2 separate regions of the Homo sapiens genome follow, and region 2 is linked to region 1. The links are chromatin loops, found by intact Hi-C in ENCODE. Cell type or tissue: IMR-90. All regions are shown on one strand. Each heading gives the region's core, and the rest is flanking DNA. Links, peaks and the distances in the headings are about the cores only.

Evidence for each region. Hi-C counts contacts between places; a loop is a spot of excess contacts. Peaks named below come from ENCODE experiments on the same cell type or tissue, not always from the same donor. Only the 100,000 strongest peaks of a DNase experiment are listed, where the experiment ranks them.
Region 2: a loop joins it to region 1, with 7 times the contacts of the local background. A loop is called at or near these places in 24 of 110 quality-filtered maps.

Annotation. Positions count from the first base shown.
Region 1 is chr22:46,812,510-46,820,834 of GRCh38, forward strand. All of the region lies in intron 4 of TBC1D22A (TBC1 domain family member 22A), which reads left to right. Among named protein-coding and RNA genes, the nearest start is that of TBC1D22A, 54 kb to the left of the region's middle. RefSeq lists an enhancer at 2,374-3,326. In IMR-90, for the core only: no CTCF peak of the experiment used is centred there; DNase peaks (open chromatin) are centred at 1,892 and 4,122; H3K27ac peaks cover 517 bases.
Region 2 is chr22:46,750,752-46,759,076 of GRCh38, forward strand. No RefSeq gene overlaps it. Among named protein-coding and RNA genes, the nearest start is that of TBC1D22A-DT, 7.6 kb to the right of the region's middle. RefSeq lists a silencer at 3,399-3,575. In IMR-90, for the core only: no CTCF peak of the experiment used is centred there; DNase peaks (open chromatin) are centred at 3,530 and 3,870; H3K4me3 peaks cover 154 bases; H3K27ac peaks cover 2,083 bases.

The DNA of each region.
Region 1 (8,325 bases), core at 188-8,187:
ACAGCCTCGTCAGCCACTCTTCCCACCCCTTTGGGGACACTGCCCACCCCTGTGGGGACTGCCGCCTTTCTGCTGGCTGTGTGTGGCTTTGGTTTAGCTCGATGGGGGTTTTGAAATGGGTTTTCCGTGAAGTTGATTGAGGAATTGGCAGAAGGCTCACTGTGTTTAGCGAAAATGGATTTTAGTTGAAGATGCAGCCAGGTAACTCAAACTTTGGGATGGCTTTACTGACCCTTGTTTTATTATCATACTTGTCAAATGTAGGGACTGCTATTCAGTTGACAAGAAAACGTTTCCTAATCCTCGTAAGCTTAAATTTGCTTGTTTCGACTTAATGTTAGCATTTATCTTTTTTGCTTTGGTTCTTTCAAGCCATTTGATGCTTCTTTTGACTCTTTCCATGCTGCAGTTGATCTTTGTGGCGTGTACGGTCTCTTTCCTGTTATTGATAGAGTCTGTCGTGTCCGGAGCTGTCCGTGAGGTGATTTATGCGGCCGCTGCTGCCCCTTGGTCCGCTCTTTGTCTCCCAGGCGGCTCCGCAGGTCTTTCTGTATGCAGGCCACTGCATTTCATTTGCTTCTTCCTTTACTTTAATGACCTTCTAGATCAGACCATTAAATACTTCACTAAAGTACACTCTTTTCTTCCATTTATTCATGGTTATTTCCTCAATAAAGTGTATATTGAATTCGTAAGACACAGATTTCCTTGTGTGTGCCTGTTCCATCAGAAGTCATTGAAACTTTTCTAGGCTTGGGGCTTCTGTGCTTGGAAATTCTGTCCCTATTACCTAAGCCACATATTAAAGAATAAGATCTATTTAGCAAAGTCATTTTTTGATCCTTAGTATGCGGCATTTAATTTACAGTTATTTTCAGTGAGATTTTAAATTTGCTTTGGCCAGTATGGGTGACTTCTCTGGAGAGGGAGAAATCTTATTTTTACTTTAACTTTTTATTGGCTTTTCCGTTTTCCCAGGGTAGAAGAAGAATGCTTTAATAATAGTGAAAATTATTTCTGATTATTTCATTCAATTACAATATGTAGTGAGCTCCTACCAGGCGAGGCACAGGGGACCCAAAGGCTTCTGCTCCAATGGAGAAAGAGATCTGCCGCAGATAATACGGTAGAACTAGGGAGGGTTAGGGCCCTTAAGCATATGTCAGAAGTTCCGTGGAAACACAGAGGAACGAGTAATGAATTCTGCTGGGGATTTGGCTGGGGGTGGGAGCAGGTGGGCCTTCAGGGGCCAGAATAGCTGCAGAGAAGTTATCCTGTCTGTGCTGGGCCCCGGAGGCTGAGCCACCTCCTCAGCCCAGGACTGGGGCAGGGGTTCCATGAAGGCAGGGGCACCTGACGGACAAGAAATCAGATCTAAAAATGCAGACAGTATTTGGGAAAGTGGCGTGGTTTGGACATCTGAATCTCTTTGTCAGACATAGGAGGCTGAGCCCTGGTGCTCCTTCCAGGAGCCTTGGTGGCGACCAGAAAGCTGTTGCTGGTTTCTGCCTTTCCGCAGCCCTTGCATAGTCAGCGCACACCCTGGCCTCTTCACCCACAGGCTGGCGTGGCAGGAGCACCAGCCTTACCTTCTTAGAGAATATTTACTTACATTCATCTTTGCTATTCTTAAATATTATTTAAAATTACAGATGGTCAGTGTTTGAAATTTAGAAACTACTGAGAGTAATAATAAGAAAAATAATAGAATCTAATGCTATGTGCCAGGTGTGGGGTGTGGAGTCCTTGATGTATATTTTCTTGATCATTTCTCACAGTAGTCCTGTGAAGTGGATGCTATTTTTATTCCTGTTTGACAGATGAGGAAACTGAGGCTTGAAGGGGTTAAGAAACATGCCTGACATTCCAAGATTTTGACGTCACAGAGCCAGGGCTCAAACTTAGGAATGTCTGAGTCCACTGGGCACAGGCTCTCCTGCCTGCTGTGCAACCTGCCAAGACCAGTCTCAGGAAGAAAGATAAAAACCCATGTAAACTACCACCCTGGATTCCCCAGGACGTTAAAAAAGCTGATCTTCTTTGTCTTTTTGTGAGGGCTGTGTGTGTGTGTTTTCCTTTTCACGTAGACTTGAGATTAAGCAGTGTATCTAATTATATATCTTCTTATATTTATTTTATTTTTAATTTTTTTTTTGAGATGGAGTCTCACTCTGTTGCCCAGGCTGGAGTGCAATGACAAGGTCCCGGCTCACTGCAACCTCCGCCTCACAGGTTCAAGCAATTCTCCTGCATCAGCTCCCGAGTAGCTGGGGTTACAGGCCGCTGCCACCACACTGGCTATTTTTTTTTTTTTTTGTATTTTTAGTAGAGACAGGGTTTCACCATGTTGGTCATGCTGGTCTCGAACCCCTGACCTCAGGTGATCCACCCACCTCACCCTCCCAAGTGGTGGGATTACAGGTGTGAGCCACCATGCCCGGCCTATTTTTACTTATTTTAAATAATGTCTTTTCCCATGACACTAACTTTCTTTGAAAACATGATTGTTCATGGCTTTATAATAGTTATCAAAATACATTCATTTCTTCCATTTGCTTGTAGGTGAAACATTTCTGAAGACATTCTATTATTTGGGTGTTTAAGTTGTTTCCAGTTTTGTTTTTGATGTTGTTTTTTATTTATTGTAATTACTAACCTGTGAGACACACCCCTGAGACATAACTCTTGAACACTTCCTTGTGTATTTCCATGGCGTGAGCCCTGGGGCGAGGACTCGGTGTTAAACAGAGCTGTGCGGCGGTCGCTTGTTCACTCGTGTTGTCTTGCTTGTCCCTGCGGTTCCCTGCTGGCCCCATGCAGTTTGATAGCCGCTGTTGACTTAATTACTCTTTGCCCTTCGTTTCCTCTGTATCAGTGTTTTTGAATTGAAGTGCCCCTGGGCACAGAGTCCTTTATTTGGACCTTTGGATGTTTTCTCGCTCAGAGTACGCAATCCTACTTCCCCTGTGTTTGATTTGCCAAGGTTTTTCTGCTTCAGACTTTCTAAATTCTTCAGAGGATTGGTGGGCAGTTCTAACAAGACGGTGCCCATTTCTCTTTCTAATTTATTCACTTGTTTGCTCACTCATGAATTCAGTCATTTGCTCATTGATTTGTTCACTCATTTACTCGGAAAATGTTTCTTAAGCATCTGCCTGGTGCTGGGCACTGACGATACAAAGATGTATTTGTGAGTGGTGCTCCCTGCCCTGTAGCAGCTCATCCATGTTGAGAGACCAGGCAAAACAGGAAAATTCCAGCTTTATGGCAAGGTGAAGGAAGGGGATGGGTGCCTGGACCTCCGTGGATGGGGCTTGTTTGGCTGGTGGGAGGATGGAAGATGGAGGGAGAGGGCCTGCGTGGAGGGGAGGCCTGCTGGTGGGTCGGGGGTGAGTGGAGATAATCGGCTGGAGCCCGTGGGGTATACCTGCGTGCGCCATGGGCAGGTAGGTCCCACTGCAGCCTTGGGGAGGGCTCTGGGGAACGAGAAGCAGATTGGATTTTACCCTGCAGGTGGTGTCATTTCCCTGCCTACAGTTCTTTAACAATCACACTCACACCCTTGGGATAGGGTCCCAAGCCTCTGGCCCTCTGGCTGCTGCGAGTGTCCTGGGAGCCTGCCCTGGACCTCCTGCTGCGGCCGGCCGCCTGCCTGCCTGCTCTTGGCGGCAGCTCCTCCTCTGCCTGCGGTGCTGTCCCTGAGCCTCCCCACTGGAAGCTGTCTGTGGCCCATGTGCCTCGTTCCCCCACACTTTGGTTTGGAGGGTATCACAGGGGCGGGATTGGGCTTGGTGCCGGGCCTGGCTCAGGGCCATGCTTGGTAATGATTTGGTAAACTGAAGAGTAAGCTCTGCCTGGAGCTGTGTTTACTCTTTCCCTTATCTCAGCCAAAAACTGTCCTTTTCAAGAAATTTACTGCCTTTCTCTAAGCACTGAATGAAGTTATTCTTTCCAATAAGATTAGGTAAATTCTGTGGAGGACTTGAAGGAGAACCAGTCCCATCAGAAGTCAGCCCAAGAATAGTACCATCTCAACAGCAGTAGATTTTATTGGGGCACATTGTGTGTGAGGCTCTTTGCTTTAGGCAGTGGAGTGAGGTGGGGAACAGTACAGGGAAGTTAGCCACGTGGTAGATGACAGGATGAGTCATGATTCTTTTTTTTTCTTTTTTGGGCTTTTCAGAGCCTTTTGATGCTTATGCATATTATCAATCCCCATGACCAAAATAAGATAGGCCACATTTCCTAACATTTGTCTACAGAGCTGCTTATTCACAGGCCACTTTAACATTTCACGGTCGTGGTGGTCTACAGGAAGCGGGTAGAGCTTGTGAAAACTGAAAACCTTATTCATGGGGTCATTCCCTCTGATTGAACCTCATTCAAAGGGTCATTCCCTCTGATTCCCTAATTATCAGATCTTAACATCTGAATTCTCTCAGTGTCCTTTTCACATAGGCAAAATGCTGATGTTCGAACATTAAAGACTTCCAGTAAAAAGAACATCTTGTATTGCACAGCTTAGAAAATTCTTTCTAAACTCATCAAGTTGTATACATTTAAGTAGGCACATCTTTTTGTAAGTCAATCGTATCTCAAGAGAGTGGCTTAAAATTTTTTTTTCCTTTTGGTTGTACTGGAATAGCTTTCTCTGTAACTTCTACCCATTGGCTGTAATAAGTGGGGCTGTATTGGATGAGTCCAATTCCCTATTCACATTGCTGTAAGTATATGAGGATACTAGGTTGTCCTTTTTTTTTTTCTTTATTCCTTCTAAAAAAAATCTGGGATACAGGTGCAGAATGTGCAGGTTTGTTACGTAGGTTACGTGTGCCATGGTGGTTTGCTGCACCTATTGACCTGTCACCTGTTGACCTGTCCTCTAAATTCCCTCCCCTCACCCGCCCACCAACGGGTGCTGGTGTGTGTTGTTCCGCTCTCTGTGTCCATGTGTTCTCATTGTTCAACTCCCAGCTATGAGTGAGAACATGCTATGTTTGGTTTTCTGTTCCTGTATTGGTTTGCTGAGGATGATAGCTTCCAGCTTCATCCATGTCCCTGCAAAGGACATGATCTCATTCCTTTTTATGGCTGCATAGTATTCCATGGTGTATATGTACCACATTTTCTTTATGTAGTCTATCATTGATGGGCATTTGGGTTGGTTCCATGTCTTTGCTATTGTAAATAGTGTTGCAGTAAACATATGTGTGTGCACGTATCTTCATAGTAGAATGATTTATATTCTTTTGGGTATATACCCAGTAATGGGATTGCTGGGTCAGATAGTATTTCTGGTTCTAGATCCTTGGAAAATCGCCATACCGTCTTCCACAGTGGTTGAACTAATTTACATTCCCACCAGCAGTGTAAAAGTATTCCCATTTCTCCGTAGCCTCACCAGCATCTGTTGTTTCCTGACTTTTTAATAATTGCTATTCTGGCTGGTGTGAGATGGTGTCTCATTGTGGTTTTGATTTGCATTTATCTGATGATCAGTGATGTTGAGCTTTTTTAAATGTTTCTTGGCCGCATAAATGTCTTCTTTTGAGAAGTATCTGTTCATATCCTTCTCCCACTTTTTGATGGGGTTGTTTTTTACTTGTAAATTTAAGTTCCTTGTAGATTCTGGATATTAGACCTTTGTCAGATGGATAGATTGCAAAAATTTTCTCCCATTCTGTAAGTTGCCTGTTCATTTTGATGATAGTTTCTTTTGCTCTGCAGAAGCTCTTTAGTTTAATTGGATCTCATTTGTCAATTTTGGCTTATGTTGCAGTTGCTTTTGGTGTTTTTATCATGAAGTCTTTGCCCATGCCTATGTCCTGAATGGTATTGCCTAGGTTTTCTTCTAGGGTTTTTATGGTTTTGGGTTTTACATGTAAGTCTTTAAGCCATCTTGAGTTAATTTTTGTTTAAGGTATAAGGAAGGGGTCCAGTTGTAGTTTTGTGCATATGGGTAGCCAGTTTTCCCAGCACCATTTACTGAAGAGGAGATCCTTTCCTCATTGCTTGTTTTTGTCAGGTTTGTTGAAGATCAGATAGATGGCTGTAAGTATGTGGTGTTACTTCTGAGGTCTCTGTTCTGCTCCATTGGTCTATATGTCTGTTTTGGTACCAGTACCATGCAGTTTTGATTACTGTAGCCTTGTAGTCAGGTAGCATGATGCTTCTAGCTTTGTTCTTTTTGCTAGGATTGTCTTGGCTATATGGGGTTTGATTCCGTATGAAATTTAAAATAGTTTTTTCTAATTCTGTGAAGAATGTCAATGGTAGTTTGATGGGAATAGCATTGAATCTGTAAAGTACTTTGGGCAGTATGGCCATTTTTACGATGTTGATTCTTCCCATTGATGAGGATGGAATGTGTTTTCCTTTGTTTATATTCTGTTACTTCCTTGAGCAGTGGTTTGTAGTTCTCCTTGAAGAGGTCCTTCACATCCCTTGTTAGCTGTATTCCTTGGTATTTTATTCTCTTTGTAGCAATTGTGAATGTGAGTTCATTCATGATTTGACTCTCTGCTTGCCTATTGTTGGTGTAAAGGAATACTTGTGATTTTTGCACATTGGTTTTGTATCCTGAGACTTTGCTGAAGTTGCTTATCAGTTTCAGAAGTTTTTGGGCTGAGCTGATGGGGTTTTCTAAATATAAAATCATGTCATCTGCAAACAGAGACAACTTGACTCCTCTCTTCCTATTTGAATACCCTTTATTTCTTTCTCTTGCCTGATTGCCCTGGCCAGAACTTCCAGTACTGTGTTGAATAGGAGTGGTGAGAGAGGGCATCCTTGTCTTGTACCAGTTTTCAGAGGGAATGCTTCCAGCTTTTGCCCATTCAATATGATATTGGCTGTGGGTTCATCATAAATAGCTCTTATTATTTTGAGATATGTTCCATCAATACCTAGTTTATTGAGAGTTTTTAACATGAAGGGATGTGATGTTGAATTTTATCAAAGGCCTTTTCTGTATCTGTTGAGATAATCGTGGTTTTTTGTCATTGGTTCTGTTTATGTGATGGATTATGTTTATTGATTTGCATATGTTGAACCAGCCTTGAATCCCAGGGATGAAGCCTACCTGATCATGGTGGATAAGCTTTTTGATGTGCTGCTGGATTTGGTTCGCCAGTATTTTATTGAGGATTTTCGCATTGATGTTCATCAGGGATATTGGCCTGAAGTTTTCTTTTTTTGTTGTGTCTCTTACCAGTTTTGGACTGAGGATGATGCTGGTTTCATAAAATGAGTTAGGGAGGAGTCCCTCTTTTTCAATTGTTTGGAATAGTTTCAGAAGGAATGGTACCAGCTCCTCTTTGTATTTCTGGTAGAATTCAACTGTGAATTTGTCTGGTCCTGGACTTTTTTTGGTTGGTAGGCTATTAATTACTGCCTCAATTTCAGAGCTTGTTATTGGTCTATTTAGGGATTCAGCTTCTTCCTGGTTTAGTCTAGTTAGGGTATATGCATCTAGGAATTTATCCATTTTGTCTGGATTTTCTAGTTTATTTGCATAGAGGTGTTTATAGTATTCTCTGATGGTAGTTTGTATTTCTGTGGGGTCAGTGGTGATATCTCCTTTATCACTTTTTATCGTGTCTCTTTGATTCTTCTCTCCCTTTTTCTTTATTAGTCCAGCTAGCCATCTATTTGTTCATTTTTTCAATAACCCAGCTCCTGGATTTGTTGATTTTTTGGAGGGTTTTTTGTGTCTCAGTCTCCTTCAATTCTTCTCTGATCTTAGTTATTTTTTGTCTTCTGCTAGCTTTTGGATTAGTTTGCTCTTGCCTCTTCTAGCTCTTTTAATTGTGATGTTAGGGCGTCGATTTGAGATCTTTCTGGCTTTCTAATGTGGGCATTTAGTGCTATAAATTTCCCTCTTAACACTGCTCTAGCTGTGTCCCAGAGATGCTGGTACATTGTCTCTTTGTTCTCACTGGTTTCAAAGAACTTTTTGATTTCTGCCTTAATTTCATTATGTACCCAGGAGTCATTCAGGAGCAAGTTATTCAATTTCCATGAAATTATGTGATTTTGAGTGATTTCTTAATCCTGAATTCTAATTTGATTGCACTGTGGTCTGAGAGACTGCTATGATTTCAGTTCTTTTGCATTTGCTGAGGAGTGTTTTACTTCCAATTATGTGGTCGATTTTAGAATAAGCGCCATGTGGCACTGAGAAGAATGTATATTCTGTTGATTTGGAGTTGAGAGTTCCATAGACATCTACGAGGTCCACTTGGTCCAGAGCTGAGTTCAAGTCCTGAATGTCCTTGTTAATTTTCTGTCTTGTTGATCTAATACTGATAGTGGGGTGTTAAAGTC
Region 2 (8,325 bases), core at 160-8,159, 62 kb before region 1:
GTGAGGAGTCCGCCGTTTCCCACAGACACAGGCAGCCCCTGATGGCTCTTGAGCAGAATGTTTTACGATGGGAGGTGCTGGGCAGCAGTCATTGGGGAGGGCCATGGGGAGAGGCCAGCAGGGGACCAGGGCCCCCTCTCTTGGCTCTAACAGCCCCGCTGTGCCATGGGCAGGATGCCTGGCAGGTCCAATTCCAGGCATGGCCGAGGCCAGCAGCCATGGAAGAGTGTCTGGGGTCAGTGGCTGACAGGAGTGAACGAGGAAACGAGGAAATGGGGCAGGGCGGGGAGGGCGTGGCACGCACTCCACCAGGCCCCAACAGGTGCCCAGTCTGCCACGCACCCCTGGCCTTGGCCTGGTGCCTGATAGCTGCCCCTGCTAGGACATGGGGGTGTCGCCCAGCTCTGACAGCTCTGGGAATGAATCCTGGGCTAAGAGCCACGAGTCCTCTTCAGGGTTCAGCTGCTCCGCTGAGGCTTAAACCAAAAGGTCATCAGCTCCCGTTCAGCCTCCCTCTCCCCTGCTTCCTCCTTCCTCCTCCCTCCTTCTCCAGCTCTTCTTCCTCCTTCCTCTCCTCCTCAGGCTCCCTCCCTTCTCCCTTGATCTTTAGAAGAATCCTGGGAGAGGGGCAGGACAGTGGCAGTTATCTCCCTCTGACACAGGGGGAAGGTGAGACCCAGAGAGGGGCTGGGACTTACCCAGGCCACTTTCCCTGCTCCCTGCTTCCCACGCCATACCAAATCACACTGCGCACTGGGAACAGTATACACGAGAACCTTGGGCCCTCCTAAGTGGAGCTGCTTTTCCTAGAATTGCCATCAACATTTCTAAACAATGTGGCCCATCTGGGGGCAAAGCCTCCTCCTTTGGGAATGACCCCTGCCACAGTGAGGGCCTGACCCTTTGCAGACCATTGCAGTCCGCTGGCTTGACTCTGCCTTCTGGCAACAGAGCTGGGGGAAGGCCCAGGAAGGATCAAGAGGGTTCCAGGCCCTGGAGCCCTATCTCCCCACTTCCCTCAGGTTACATCCAGTGCACTTGCCAAGTATGTCATCAATGACCAAGTGAGGACCCCGGGAAGCTCGGTGGGGAAGGCGGGGGGCTATGACCTACTGGAAATTCCCATAGCCAGAGTGATGGGGATGAAGGAGAGGTGCTGGTTTGGGACACAGCCTGCTGCAGGGACTCGCAGAGCCAAGGACAGAGCAGAGCAGGCATGGCAGGCGGTGTGAGGACCCGGCCCTGGCAGCTGGGAGGGTGCCTGGATGATGGTCCCCCTGCTGGAGACCCCCTCTCTTGCCTGTCTCAGTTGGCCTGGGCTTTGTCCTCCGCTGACCAACACCCTCCACACATTGCTTGACACTCACAGTGGGGAGGTGTCCGGTCTTGGGCTCCATGGCTGCCCTTTGCTAGGGACACCAAGAGGGACGTGGTGATCAAGGATCTGGGGGATTTCTTTGCAGGCGGCTGAGGCTGGGCTCCCTTGGGGCTCCCAGAACACTGTGCAGGCATCTCATGTCAAACATGGATGCATTCTTATTGACCAGGCACCATTCCAAGCAGCCTATGTGCCCATTAGTTCTGGCCACAGCTTATTCTTGGTGAAAGGCTGCAGGTGGCTGCAGCCCTTGCTTCTCTCTGTGCCATCTAGAGATGGTAGTGACTGCTGTGGCAAGGGCGGGTGGCCTGCACAGCACTGCCCCTCCCGTGGGAAGGTCCCGGCGTCCTGGAGGTCCACATGGGCTAGGGCCAGGCGTTTTTCCCTCGGGAAGGCTGCTCTCACCTTCCCCACCAGGAGACATGGGAGGTCCTGGCTCCAAGCTGAGCCCCCTGCAGTTGTAGAGGGGCCACTCTGATGGGGAGGGAATGCTCCTGGGTTCTGCTGGCACAGCCTGCTTGGCACAGTGTGGCACTGGATGGAAAGAGGAGAGACCAGGGGATCTCCCCCTGCAAAACACCACAAATGCCTTGCTTCTCGGGACCTCAGTTTCCCCAATCCTAAAACAAGAGACTTGGGGTCAGGCACCAGGAACACTTTAAGTTTGGGCCTTGGGCCTTCCCAAGTGGAGACGCTGCCTAGGGGTCAAAACGTGTGAAGGGAGAGGGGTGTGGGAAGCCGGGGTAACCAGAGGACTGAGCCTGCTCCAGCAGATACACACAGGGGTTACCACACCAACGTGTGGCCCTTGAGGGCTCCCTGGCTTAGCACAGCCCCTCACCCCTCTAGCCCTGCCCCCTGCCCCTCAGGCCCCTAGCGCCCCTGGGCCCAACACTGGGTCCCATGCCTCCCCCACCCCCATCCCCAGGCCCCGCTCTTGCTTCCCGCAAGTCCTGCCCCACGCCCCTGGGAGCCTCTGCTTCAGTGAGGATGGGTCCTTCTCCACAGTGACAGAGGGGATGGAGATGTGGCAGGAGTTCCTTGGAAGGTGCCATAGGGCATCACTTCATGCCAGCTGTGGCTTGGTCCCTTGCGTAGGGGAGTAGGGGGGAGGGGCTGCCTTTGGATCCATTGCCAGCGAGCTTAACTCCTCCAGAATGGCATGTCTCCCCACCCCTTGCAGTGTCCCCAGGACACCTGGGTGGGCAGCCACCATCCCTCCTTTGGAAGAACCAGTGTCATCCGAAGGTGGTCAGGAAGTGGGAGGATGATGCCGAGTGGCCAGTACAGACCCTACAGGGCCAGATTCCTGAATTTTATTTTTGTTTGGATCGCTAAGCGTCAGTACTATAAACAGCAGTTAGCCCTGGCTGGATTCTGTCATGTGCCCAGGTTCATGCCCGATTGCATTGAGCCCTCTGCCAGCAGGTGAGGAAACAGGCTCAGCTGAGAAGGCTGCCCAGATTTGCACAGCAGGATTGAAATCCATGTCTGTCTGGTTCCAAAGTCAGGGGTTCATCCACCTTACCACTCGGCCTGACCCGCAGGCTCTTAGGATTGAGGCCCAGAGAAACGAGGTGTTTGCAGTGTCTCAAAATAAGAGACCACTCCCCCCAGTCTCTCTTTCCATCCAGTGCCACACTGTGCCAGGCAGGCCATGCCACCAGAACCCAGGAGTGTCCCCTCCCCACCAAAGTGGCCTTCTGCAACTGCAGGGGGCTCAGCTTGGAACCAGGATGCCAAACCGTGCACAATCCCAGCAGAAGTGTGGTGCCAGCACCTTGCCTGCCTTCTCCCCTCACCCTCAGGATGTCCATGCCTGGGATGCCACATGGGCAGGCCCTTTAGTGCCAGCCTCCCCACGCCATGCACCTCTGGGTCTATGTCCACCCAAAAGTGCCATTCAGGCTGGGGCCGCAACACACTTTCCATCCTGGCCGCCAGGCTCTGATGTCATAAGGGCACAGAGTTCCCAGGTCTGTGTCCCCAGTTCCTAGCAGTCAGATATCTGGCCCAGTCAGATATCTGGGAGATGCCTGCTCTCCGGGCCACTTTCTCTTCTGGTGTTAAGTGACAGACCAGCTCCTTCCTTCACTCTAGCAGCTGCGGGAAGTCCAGGGATGACACAGCACCATGGGGCCATAGGGCCTTCCGGTTGCCACTCCAGGCCAGGCTTCACGTCACTTACAGACTCACTCCCTACTCTGCGGTGTCATATTTGCTCAGAGATTTTGGTTTACAAACTGCCTTCCAGTCCTTTGTCTCAGGGGATTCCCATCATGACTCTGGGAAACACACAGGGCAGGTGTCCTCATCTCCATTTTACAGGTGGGAAAACGGGGGCTGGCCGTGTTTACAGCAGAGTGTGATCAGTCACAGGAGACATGAGGCCAGGATGCAGCTTGCAGACGGCCAGTCTGGGCTCCCTCTGATGTCTGCTGTCCTCTCTCTATCCTGCCTGAGTCACTTTGGGTTGGACTGTCCATGAGTCACGGCCGACTGTGGCTCCTGCACGTTTGCCAAGGGGGTGGGGACCACGTGCTGCAAAGGACCATGGGAGGAAATGCCACAGCTGGTTGTGTTTCCGATTAGCAGTGGGACTGTGGCCAGGGCCCGGCAAGGTGAACTGGACAGTGAGTGGGCTGTGGGGTCAGCAGCTGGACTCCAAACCCTGTTCCCTTCACTCTAGCTGGGGGACTTTGCCTCTTGAAGCCCCTACTTTCTCATCTTTAAAATACAAATCATGATACCCACTGTGTGCGCCATCCCCTCCCCACCCCCACTGCCACCCCCTCCCTCCCCACCGCTGGGCATCTGGTGAGGGGGGATGAGGAGGATGCTGAGGATGCTGGAATTTGCTGAGCTTGAGAGGTGGAGAGGGTTGCAGATGCACACGGGAAAGGGACTGAGAGGCCTGCAGGTGAGGTCTGGGCAGGAGGTCTGCAGGAGCATGGCAGAGGATCAAAGGTGATGGAAGGGGCTGATGGTGGCTGTGAAGGGTGCGATGCATCTCCAGGGTGCATTTAGGAGGCTTGTTTGCATGAGCCGTGGCATAATGGCCCTCCTCTGTCTACCCTGAAAGCCTCCGAAAATCAGTCTTATTCTTCAAAGCATTTGGATTTGCATTTGTTGTTTTTCCTGGATGTGAAAATAATTGATCAATTTTTGGGGGGTGGGGGTGTCTTTTTAATTTTTTTTTTCTTTTTTTGCATCTAAGAAAGCATTTGGGCGGCTCCTGCCTGTAATCCCAATGCTGGCCGGGCATGGTGGCGCGTGCCTGCAATCCTAGCTACTTGGGAGGCTGAGGCAGGAGAATCACTTGAACCTGAGAGGCAGAGGTTGCAGTGAGCTGAGATCATGCCACTGCACTCCAGCCTGGGCAACAGAGTAAGACTCTGTCTCAAAAAAATAAAATAAAATAAAATAAAAAATCCTAAAGCTCCAACATAATCCTTGACTCCACATCCTGGATCCTGGTGCAAGGGGTGGCGTCCCAAGGCCTTGGGCAGTCCTGCTTCTGTGGCTGCTCTATGGGTTGGGGTGGAGTGCCTGCAGCTTCTCCAGGTGTAGGTGCAGCTGCTGGTGGCGCTACCATTCTTGGGTCTGGAGGGTGCAGTCCCCTTCCCACAGCTCCACTAGGCAGTGGAGTTCACTACTGTGAACTGTGTGTGGGCCTCCAACCCCACATTTCCCCTCCATACTGCCCTGGTAGAGGTTCTCTGTGGGGGCTCTGCCCCTGGTAGAGGTTCTCTGTGGGGGCTCTGCCCTGGTAGAGGTTCTCTGTGGGGGCTCTGCCCCTGGCGGAGGTTCTCTGTGGGGGCTCTGCCCCTGGCGGAGGTTCTCTGTGGGGGCTCTGTCCCTGGTGGAGGTTCTCTGTGGGGGCTCTGCCCCTGCAGCAGGCTTCTGCCTGGGCACTCAGGCTTTCTCATACATCCTCTGAAATCTAGGTGGAAGCTGCCACCTTTATTCCTGCATTCTGTGTGCCCACAGGTTTAACACCACATGGAAGCCACCAAGGCTTATGGCTTGTATTCTCCAGAGTGGTGGCCCAAGCTATACCTGGGGCCTTTGAGCTACAGGCGGAGCTGCAGCAGCTGGTATGTGGGGAGCAGTGTCCATAGGCTGAGGAGTGTCCTGGGCCTGGCCCCTCAAACCATTCTTTCCTCCTAGGCCTCTGGGCCTGTCATGGGAGGGGCTGTCTCCAAGATCTCCCAAATGCCTTTGAGGCCTTTGTTCCATTGTCTTGGATATTAGCACTTGGCTCCCTTTTAGTGATGATAATCTCTCTAGCTAATGGTTGCTCCCCAGCCTGCTTGGATTCTTTCCCTGCCACATGGCCAGGCTGCAAATTTTCCAAAATTTCATGCTCTGCTTCCCTTTTAAATATGAGCTCCAACTTTCCTTTGCTCCAATATATGATCATTGGCTGTGACAAGCAGGCAGGCCACCTCTTGAATGCTTTGCTACTTAGAAATTTCTTCTGCCAGTTACCCTAGGTCATTACTCTTAAGGTGTCTTTACAGCAATGCCCTGCTTCTTGGTACCAGTTTTCTGTGTTAGGCTACTTTTGCGGTGTTTATAAAGGAATACCTGAGGACGGGTAATTTATAAAGAAAAGAGGTTGAATTGGCTCATGGTTGTGCAGGATGTACAGGAAGTGTCGTGTTGGTCTCTGCTAGGTTTCTGGTGAGGCCTCAGGGAGCTTTTACTCATGGTGGAAGGTGAAGCGGGAACAGGCATGTCACATGTTGAGAGCAGGAGCTAGAGAGCTGTATTTCTTTTGAAAACATATTCTTTGATTTATTTATAGTTTAAGATAAGCTTGAAAAATATATACTTGGTTTAAACAATCATACCCATTTCCTATTGTGGTTTTCTACTTCCTTATTTGTAAGATTCCCATATATTAACCCTTTGTCAGACATAGCACATATATTTTGTCCAATTAAAACATTTTTTTTGACAAACAAGTAAACATTTTAAGTTGTCAAATCCACCAGTTTCTCTCAACATGGCCTTTGGTGTTGTAGTGGATATTGGGATTGTTCCTGGATATTGGGATTCTAACCCTCCCTTGTTGGGCAGCAGCCACAAAATTTGGAAGGATTGACTCTCATTGCCAGCTACAATGGAGCATCTGCCAGGTGACAGGTCCCCAAATGACACTGGATGACCCAGCTCTTCCCCCTCTTGCTTAGAATTTTTGGGCAGAATATACAGAGGTTGCAACATCCTGAGATAAGGTGGAACTGTCCCGAACAGCTCAGGCTTTGTGCTCATCTCCCCTAGATCAGGATGTCCTGCAATGCTGTAGCCCAGTGGACCCAGTTGCATTTGGGGTAGAGAACCCAGAGTAGAGTGTGCTTTTCACGCCCCTCAGCTGTGGTGTGAAGTGGGGGCACCTGCAGACAACACTCTAGTGCCCTGGGTAGCTTTCCTGATTGCTGGTGGACTGGCTCGCCATGGATCCTAGGCTTGGGTTGATGTTTGGGGCCTCTCTGTGAATAATAAAGTTGCTTTGTCTGACGTGTTTTGCAGGTGTTCTGTTTTACCAGACTAGACATTAAGAATGCAGTGGGTAGGCCAGGCGCGGTGGCTCACGCCTGTAATCCCGGCACTTTGGGAGGCTGAGGTGGGTGGATCACGAGGTCAGGAGATCAAGACCATCCTGGCTAACATGGTGAAAACCTGTCTCTACTAAAAATACAAAAAATTAGCCGGGCGTGGTGGCGGGCGCCTGTAGTCCCAGCTACTTGGGAGGCCAAGGTAGGAGAATGGCGTGAACCTGGGAGGTGGTGCTTGCAGTGAGCCAAGATTGCGCCACTGCACTCCAGCCTGGGTGACAGAGTGAGACGCCGTCCCAAAAAAAAAAAGAATACAGAGGGTGGAGGTATGACAGCTGCAGCAGCTAGGTCAGCTTTGAGCCCCTGCCAGAGTCAAGAACCCTTGCAGAACTCTGGCTGCTGGGTTTGTGCAAAGCCTCCTGGCAGTCTTAGGAAACTCAGCAGAAATTGGTGAGGTGTTTAAGTGTGCTCTCCTGGAATTGGTAAGCAATGTATAGTGCTCCCTTCCCGGGGACTGATACTAGTTCACAGTATTTCTGCTCTCTAGCATCCTGACTAGAGGTAAGCACATGATCCCAGGGGCCCAACAGAGGCATCCTGTGACCTCAAGGGGAAGTTGTCCTTGGCAAAGACTTAAGAGACTGACAGAAGGAGACAGGCCCCTTGGGTCATTGTTGAGCTGCTGTATCAGCCCTTCTCCAAACCTTCTGAGCTACTTCTGGGCTTTTTCATTAACCAACTAATTCCCTTTGTAGTATAAGCTAATTTGAGCTGAACTTTGTCATTCTTGCAACCAACAGCACCCTAACTCATCCTGACTTAGTGTCAGGAAATGGCACGTTGCTAGTCCCTGTAATATAAAAATGGCTGAAAGGAGTTGGGGAAGGGGGCAGTGAAGACGACGCCTGCCTCTCGCGGTGTGAAACTGGGGACCTTTGCTATATGCCGTCTATTATTGTGGTAGGCTGAATAATGAACCCCTGAAGATATACCAGGACTTAATCCTGGGACCTGCAAATGTTACCTTAAATGGCCAAAGGGAGTTTGCAGGTGTGATTGAGCTAAGGGCCGGGTGATGGGGAGATCAGCCTGGACCGGATTATCCAGTGGGCCTGACGTGAGGTCAGAGGGATCTAGGAGGAATCGGAAGGAGAGAAGATGATGTGATGATGGCAGTAGAGATTAGAGTGATCTGCTTTCCAGACAGAGGAAGGAGTGTCGGCCAAGGAATGTTAAGTGGCCTCTAGAAGCTGAAAAAGGTAAGAAACTGACTCTCCCCTAGAACCTCCAGAAGGGGGCAGCCTTGCTGACGCTTTGAGTTTAGTGCAGTGAAGTGCTAAGACTTTGGACTTCTGACCTCCAGGATTGTAGGAGGGTAAATGT